Linked DNA regions of Homo sapiens: regions 1 and 2 are each linked to region 3. A link is a loop called in an ENCODE intact Hi-C map of the cell type or tissue named here. Cell type or tissue: mammary epithelial cell. All regions are shown on one strand.

The links. A loop is a pair of places that touch in the nucleus more often than their neighbours do. Peaks named below come from ENCODE experiments on the same cell type or tissue, not always from the same donor. Only the 100,000 strongest peaks of a DNase experiment are listed, where the experiment ranks them.
Region 1: it touches region 3 in a loop (22-fold over the local background); 3 of 110 quality-filtered maps call a loop at or near these places.
Region 2: a loop joins it to region 3, with 6 times the contacts of the local background. A loop is called at or near these places in 20 of 110 quality-filtered maps.

What each region holds. Positions count from the first base shown.
Region 1 is chr2:102,126,658-102,129,157 of GRCh38, reverse strand. It overlaps a transcript of IL1R1 not described here. Among named protein-coding and RNA genes, the nearest start is that of IL1R1, 15 kb to the left of the region's middle. In mammary epithelial cell, no CTCF peak of the experiment used is centred here; DNase peaks (open chromatin) are centred at 1,007 and 1,407; H3K27ac peaks cover 2,254 bases.
Region 2 is chr2:102,335,328-102,337,827 of GRCh38, reverse strand. The region is part of intron 1 of IL1RL1 (interleukin 1 receptor like 1); the gene reads right to left. Among named protein-coding and RNA genes, the nearest start is that of IL18R1, 19 kb to the left of the region's middle. In mammary epithelial cell, no CTCF peak of the experiment used is centred here; a DNase peak (open chromatin) is centred at 1,237; H3K27ac peaks cover 697 bases.
Region 3 is chr2:102,257,594-102,260,093 of GRCh38, reverse strand. No RefSeq gene overlaps it. Among named protein-coding and RNA genes, the nearest start is that of IL1RL1, 53 kb to the left of the region's middle. In mammary epithelial cell, no CTCF peak of the experiment used is centred here; a DNase peak (open chromatin) is centred at 1,363; H3K27ac peaks cover 1,138 bases.

The DNA.
Region 1 (2,500 bases), 130 kb after region 3:
CTCACTGCAGCCTCAATCTCCTGGGCTCAAGTATTCCTCTCACCTCAGCCTCCCAAGTAGCTGGGACTACAGGCCTGGACCACCACACCCAGCTTATTTATTGTTTACTTTTTTATTCTTTAGAGACAGGGTCTTGCTATGTGGCCCAAGCTGGGCACAAACTCTCAGCCTCAAGTGATCTTCCTGTATCAGCCTCCCAAAACTATGGGATTACAGGAGTGAGCCACCACACTGGCTACTACTCTTGTTTTGTAGACAGCAACAGACATCCTAGAGAAGTTAAGGAACTTGCCCAAGATTACCCAATGAGTAAAATAACTGAACCGGGATCCAACACACTCTCCAAAACTGATCGTTTTCCCCCTTCACATTGCTGCCTTTTACTGTTCTACCACTGACCACTGCCATTGTGTGTAAAGTTAAAAATCACCCTAAAACATGTAGGAGTTTGAGATTTGCTCTTTAGAACTAGAGGAAGTGCAGAATGATGGTTACTAGCATAGGCAATGGAGCCCAACTGCCCCAAATGTATCCCAGCTCTACAATATACTATCTGTGTGGCACTAAGCAAGTTACTTAACTTCTCTTATGCCTCAATTCCCTTGATGGCAAAATAATGTTATCAATAGTCCCCAGCTTATTGGGTTGTTGAGAGAATAAGTTAATACATAAAAAGTATTTAAACATAGTCAATGATAGAGATGATCATTACCTGCCAAACATTCATTATATTTGGGTATTTATATACTCAGCCTCTTTGAACGTATAAAATGAGCATGATATACCTATTCAGTAATACCATAGAGGTATTGAGAAAATTACTGAAAATTCGTGTACCTGACAGTATTTCTACTATGCAAATAAGCAAATGTTACTGGAGCTTCATTAGGCATAAACTCATAGTGTGATGTCATTTTGGAATAGGGAGTTTTCGGGTAAAGAGTAAGCTAGTATTTCTGGCTAACAGAGTATATACGAGTCACCACAGCTGATAAATTCCTCATTCCAAAAGCATCAACCAAAACCACATTTAAAAAGGAGGGTATTTCGACACAAATACTCAAGTCTAAAGTAACCAAGTGTAAAATGCATAGATAACTTGATCTCTGTGTGATAGGAGAGCAAACTCATTCAATATGTGAAGAACTGTCGAGAATTGAAATCTAAACACTCAAAGATAATAAAGAACTTAAAGGAAACAAAAGGTTGGAATGAGAAGTTTCATAAGATTCTTTACGTAAACTCAGAAATTTAATTATTGCCATGTGAAAGTGGTTTTGTTTCTCTTCATTTTTCATTGTTAAAAAGTTCTATCCAAACTTGAATCATTTCCTGTCCTGATAATTGCAGTATGGCTTTCTCATTCCTCCTACACTACTAACATCCAAATCACTATTGCCAAAGAGATTTTCCTCTCTTGTTGCCAAATAGGTATCCCAGATCATTGGATGTTGCATGGATACACACACACACACACACACACACACACACACACACACAGTCACACACACACATCTCTGTCTTACCTGAAGTCCCTACTGGGGTTTCCTAGCATGTGTCACCATCTGACTTACTATATATATTACTTCTTGTTCTTGTTAATTAACTGTCTACCCCCTCTAGAATGTAAGCTTCATGAGGGTAGGTTTTGGTCTGTTTTATACACTGCCGTATTATCATTGTCTTGAATGAAGCCTAGTAGGTGGTAGATGCATTTTATATATTTATTGGATGAATAAATGTGTCATTTAACTCTGCCCATTAAAGGTTCTTGCACTTGATTTCAGTATTTTTCAATCTCTTCCATTTAATAATATTTTCTCTTCTCTCCCTCAACTCTTTTCCACAACCAGTTATAGTTGTCTCTGCCATCTTTGCCTCCTCTCACCATGCACTGTCCATGAATGTGCAGGTATTAATTTTAGGACAACCTGTCCTGGATCCTTCTGAAGCTAAGTGGGGAGCTGACTCACCCAATGGAACTTCAAAGGATTGAGACCCAGGGAAAAGTGTTTCTCTCTTTTGACAAAGCCGGGGGCCTGAACATGACACTGGGCAAAGCAGAGAAGGGAGAGGCTGAAATCTGGATCACCAGTCAACCATCTCCAGGATGGCCACACCCAAGGGTTCACAAGAGGGGTTTGCACAGGAGCTTAGAACAGCCTTCTAGGCTGACAAGGGGGCCTCTGCATTAAAAGGGCTGGGAAGAGAACTGAACCTACTGACATTCTTCACTGAAACCCAGCTCCTTAAAACCCAGGCTGGACAGCCACTGGCCCAAGATATGTCAGAGGGATCTGGTGAGTCAGAGAGAGGGATGGCTTGAATCCGTGGTTCCCATGCCTAGCTGTGCAGCCTCTTGGACATTCTAGAGCCCTACCTGAGCAGAATCTCTACAGACAGTGCCTGGGAATTAGCTATAACCTAAGTGAGTTTTAAATACAAGCGGGAGTATTTTTGGTTGGGTGTGCATCTACCAGGCAGAAGTTGGGGCTACTAG
Region 2 (2,500 bases), 78 kb before region 3:
TATGAGTTTCTATTTTTGAAAAAAAAACCATAAAATTCAGTAGACTTTAGAAAATAAAATGTATCATGTGAAACCACAGACATCCACACAGGCTGGTAGCAGCATGCTCACAAAAATAACTCACAAACAGACACATGTGCAAGTAGTCATCACAAAGCAACTAAGGAGTAGCAAAATCAGAACTAGACTAAAGCATTAGCCAAGTAATTGTCCTATTCTCAACCCCAAACCCTCAAACTTTTGTTCCTGACTCAGCTTGTTCCCAGGAGTCACCAAAGGCTTTCTAAGAGTAGTTGAAGGTCTATGAATAATAATAAATACATTAATTTTTTCTTTCAGAAAAATAATCATTTACTTTCTTACTTCTTTTCTTAAAATATAAGGGGAAGAATAGAACCAACATAGAAATTTACTAACATAAAGATAAACACAATCATGAATTATGAAGACTTTTCTTATTACAAATTTTAGATAAGTAATTGATGCTTACCCAAACTGAAAGACAGAGGGGATGAACTTGGAGTCAGTGACGGAGCTAAGAATAGTTTCCAGTCTTTGTAGGTCCCTCCTCATAGACTACTCACTCTCTTCTATTTTAAAGGGGAGACACTCCTCCCATCCTGAAATTTGATTTGTGGCCAAATCTATGACTTGTTCAAAAATGCTGGTGCATCATGTACTAAGAATTCTTGATGTTGACAAATAAATATTTAAACATAAAAACAACATTGAGTAATCCCTTGAGAGGAAATAATTGAATCATTTCCTCCTATTTTAGAATCAACTTCTCAGGCTGATTAATAACTAATGCTTATTGCCTGTACCCCGATATTGGGACACTTTCAGTTCTAAATGGTCTTGACATCGGGGACCTGGAGGCTGCCTTTCCAGATATTCCTTGACTCCTCATTTGGCAGACACCACTCAGGAAAGCTCCGCCAGCCTTGGCAGCATTGGTGCCAGGAGTTTCAAAAGCAAAGGTGGGGGAGAGGAAATGCGAAGTAAGCAGCACTTTCTGGAACTTAGAAATTCTCTGTCTAGGTTCCAGAATGTGACTCCACCCCATCCCAAAACAGATTTCAGCTCCTTGGATTTAAGTCCCAGTAGGCCTCTCTGCCTGGATGAAGAAAAAAAAAAAGGAGCTTTTCTAGAGTGCATAGAGTGCAGAGAAAGAGAAGGAGAGTGTGACTAAGAAGCTTCCCTCAAGGGGAGTGACAAAGAAAACCATAACCCTGAACTCTAGGGCTCCAGGTAAAACAAACTTGAAAAGCAAAATTTGATTTTAGCTATGCATAGTTGCGATGACCCTATCATGAGTAAACTCAACCTACGTTTATAAGTCATCACATCTCAGAAGGATTCAGGAACTAATTCCAGACCCATATAATAATATAATGATAATAGCTAACTTTTCTTTAGAATGTCCTCTATGCCAGACACAGTCTAAGTGATTTACATGTATTAATTCCTTCATTCTCACACTCACCCAATGTGGCAGGCGCTATTATTATGATGCCCATTTTACAGACAAGGACACTGAGGCACAGAGAGATTAAGCAACTTGCCCATGTCACTTCACATTAAGGGGTGAAGTCAGAATTTGAACTCAAGAAGGCTGGCTCTGAAGACTAGACTAATCACAGAATCCAACTGCCACTGCTTGTGGAAGGTTCAGAAAGGAGTAGCTGCAAAAGGGAGAGTTATCAGTACGTTTTTTGAGCCAGCGTCTTTGCTCCCCATGGGGGCTGGGACTACTCTTGAATCTCTTATCTGTCAGGGGTTTAGTCAGCCTTTCAGCCTGTGGAGTGGCTCTGAGAGGAAGAGATACACAGTCCTTTGACCGCGGGGAGATTGACCATGAGATGTTCGCCGTAAATTAGAGGAATTAGGTCTGCACATTATTATTCTTGACCTACTTGTGGAAGTCCGTTTTATCAGGATATTATTGCAGTTTGGGTGTGAGATCACAGCCAGGAGCCAGCGAGTCTGCAATGCTGCCTGCGATTCCCCAAGTGCTGAATAGGTTTGTTCAATAAAATAACACAAACTCGGAATTCTTTTACATTTGGTATCCCAAAACATCTTTTTAAAACATGTATTAAGTTGGAGCATTCATTCTTAAACTAGGCCACGTAAGCATTAGTTTCTCAGTTTAAAAAATAAAGCTTCCATCAATTTTAACATCATAATGATGAAATTCTGCAGGAGTATTTATTAAAGTTGAACTCTTCCTATAAAATAATTCAGTTGTTCATTTGACAATTAAGACCTTTCATTCAAAGTACAATACTCTGTGGTACTTATCATTAACATCACTCAAATTTTATAGTTACAAATAAAAACCCAAGGATAAGACTGTTTAAGTAATTTGACAAAGTTCACCCAGTTGTGGCTGGGGTTGAAACCAGACTTGCTGAACTTCAAAGTCAAGCTTTTCTCCCCCCAATGTCAACTAAAAAAAGAGAACATTCTCTATACCAGAGATTAGGCTGGTAAAGCT
Region 3 (2,500 bases):
TCTCGAACTCCTGGGCTCAAGCAATCCTCCTGCCTTAGGCTCCCAAAGTGCTGGGATTACAGGTGTGAGCCACCATGCCTGGCCCAAAGTTAGGTACTTTTTAAAGATTTTTTGATACCTGTAATGAAACGGGCCACTGGAATCACCAAGCTAACCATTCCATTTGAGATCAATGGCTCGCCAATTTCACCAGCCTCGCCAGAATGGGTATTGTCAGAGCACAGAATTTTAAGGTTGGAAATAATCTAAGAGTTGATCTGCCCCGTGGGTCTCACTCAGAATCAACTGGGCATTATGTATTTCCTCAAGCTCCTCAGTTAATTATTCTGTGCAGTCAGGTTTGAGAACCACTAATGTAGTCAAAACCCCTCACTCTGGATTTGAGGAAACTAAGGGCCAAAGAAGGTACATAACTTTCCTAAATTGACCCATGGAAGGTACACAAATAAAAATGTATCCAAAAGATAAAGGAAAAGAAAATGATGTATTCAGGTGGAAAATTAAGTAGTAATCATTTCAAGTTAATTATGGATAGGAGAACTAGGTATTTAAATTTAAAATCATATTCTAAGCATGAAGACTGTTTAAGAACACAGAGTGAAAAGAGCGCTTGTCTTTCTTCTATTCCATGAAGAAACCATTCTCAGCCAATCAATTCACAGCCATTTGTTCATTTCAAAACTTGTATATTTTTAAGTCTAACTTTACAAAGAAGAGGAGATAATAACAAGGACCCTGATAAATTAACTATGTATGTGTGGGGTGTAAGAGACACTAAAACACAATTTTACACAAAAATCAACCCTGATGGTACCAGTCAAATAACTGGGTCTTTTTGTGAAAAAGAAATGAAAATACCTCCCAGTAGCCACAAAATACTGTAATCTTGTGGTTCTAAGAACCTTTAGTGAATAACAGTAAGACATGGTTGGATTTTGTGTTGATTTCAGGTTACATTTATTTCAGTTAAAGAAAAGGTGTAAACTTGTGAGATATATCATTTCTCCAGACTTGAGCACATGGAGAGGATTACCTGCATGTGTGTTTGGTGAGAGGAAGGGTACAATAGCCTAGAGACCATGTCTGAGATGACATGTCTTTTAGAGAAGCTGAATTAGCATTTGTGATCAATGGTTACTTCCAATCACCACTTTACAAGAAAAAGTGATTTTAGCACCTTCGTTTCTGAGAAAGGCAATGTTCTCAGAAAGGAAAGTTTTTAACTCTGTTATTTGCTGCTCTCAGGAGATACTTGTGGTTTTGAGAGTGTTACTTGCCTGTTACTGAATCCACATTACTACTCCTGATGGTGAAATGAAAAGAGATATTACTTTAGTATGAATGACTCACTGGGTGACTCTGTAGATGAGTGCCTTCCTGTGTTGCTGTGAGTTGCATGAGGCATGGCCTCAGATTCCAAAGTGCTTAAACTACAGAAAAAGGAAGGAGAGTAGACTCCCTTTCATGGAGGATCTCACACTCTGGGTGACGAGGCAGGTGCTCTGCATGCTTCTCACATCACTTAATCTTCCCAAAGGAGACCCTCCAATGGAAAGAGTGTGCATGTAGGAGAGAATCAAAGAAAATTGCCATTCCTGGAAACCATTCTACAGTGATATAATTAAGCCAAAGGAAAGAGCAGTTAATGGTGTTTGGAGAAACGAGAGTAACTTCATTCAGGAGATGAACTTACTCTGTTCCAGGACAGTTATGCTAAACCAGGAATGGGGCACATCAGAATCATTTGGTGGGAATCCCCCAGGTGGTTCTGAGGGCATCCCTTTCCCTCATTGTCTAGAGCAGGTTTTCTCAGCCTCAGAACTATTGACATTGGGGCCTGGCACTTCTTTGTTGTGGGCGGCAGCTGTTCTGCACATTGTGGGATATGTAACAGGACCCGACCTCCATGAAACTGATCTCCAGTTGCCAAATGTCATCATGTCCCCTGGAGCATGATTAGCTGAAAAGAACTAATGATAGACAGTAGAATTATGAGCAGGATAAGGGAGAAGGGTCTTAGATTGCCAGGCAAGGAGTTGACTTTTTAAATGCAAATGACATTCTTCTCAATAAATTTTGGATACTTTTTAATAGGCAATGGGATATTAGCTTTGTGTAGGAATGTACATTTTAGGAAAAGAGTGCTCAGAGATGGTTAAACAGGCACATACAATATTAGAGAAGAATATACAAATAGCAAATCAACTAGGGTGCAGTTAGAAGCTTAAAGGCATAAATGTGATTATTTTGTTGTGGCCCCAACATAAGAGAAAATAAAGATGCAGGAAATATTTCTTTATTCTTTTGTAATGAGTGACCCTACCAGAGGGACACTACCCAGAAATTGAACTTGAGTTTGTGTGCTAGCAGCAGTCCTTTAAAATGAGAGAAGTTTCTACTATGATGTAAGATAAGTTAGGATAAAAAATCACATGGGTTTTCTTGAGAGGCCATCCTCATTTAGAAAGTCACACCACCTCTGAAGCACCAACAGTGTCTT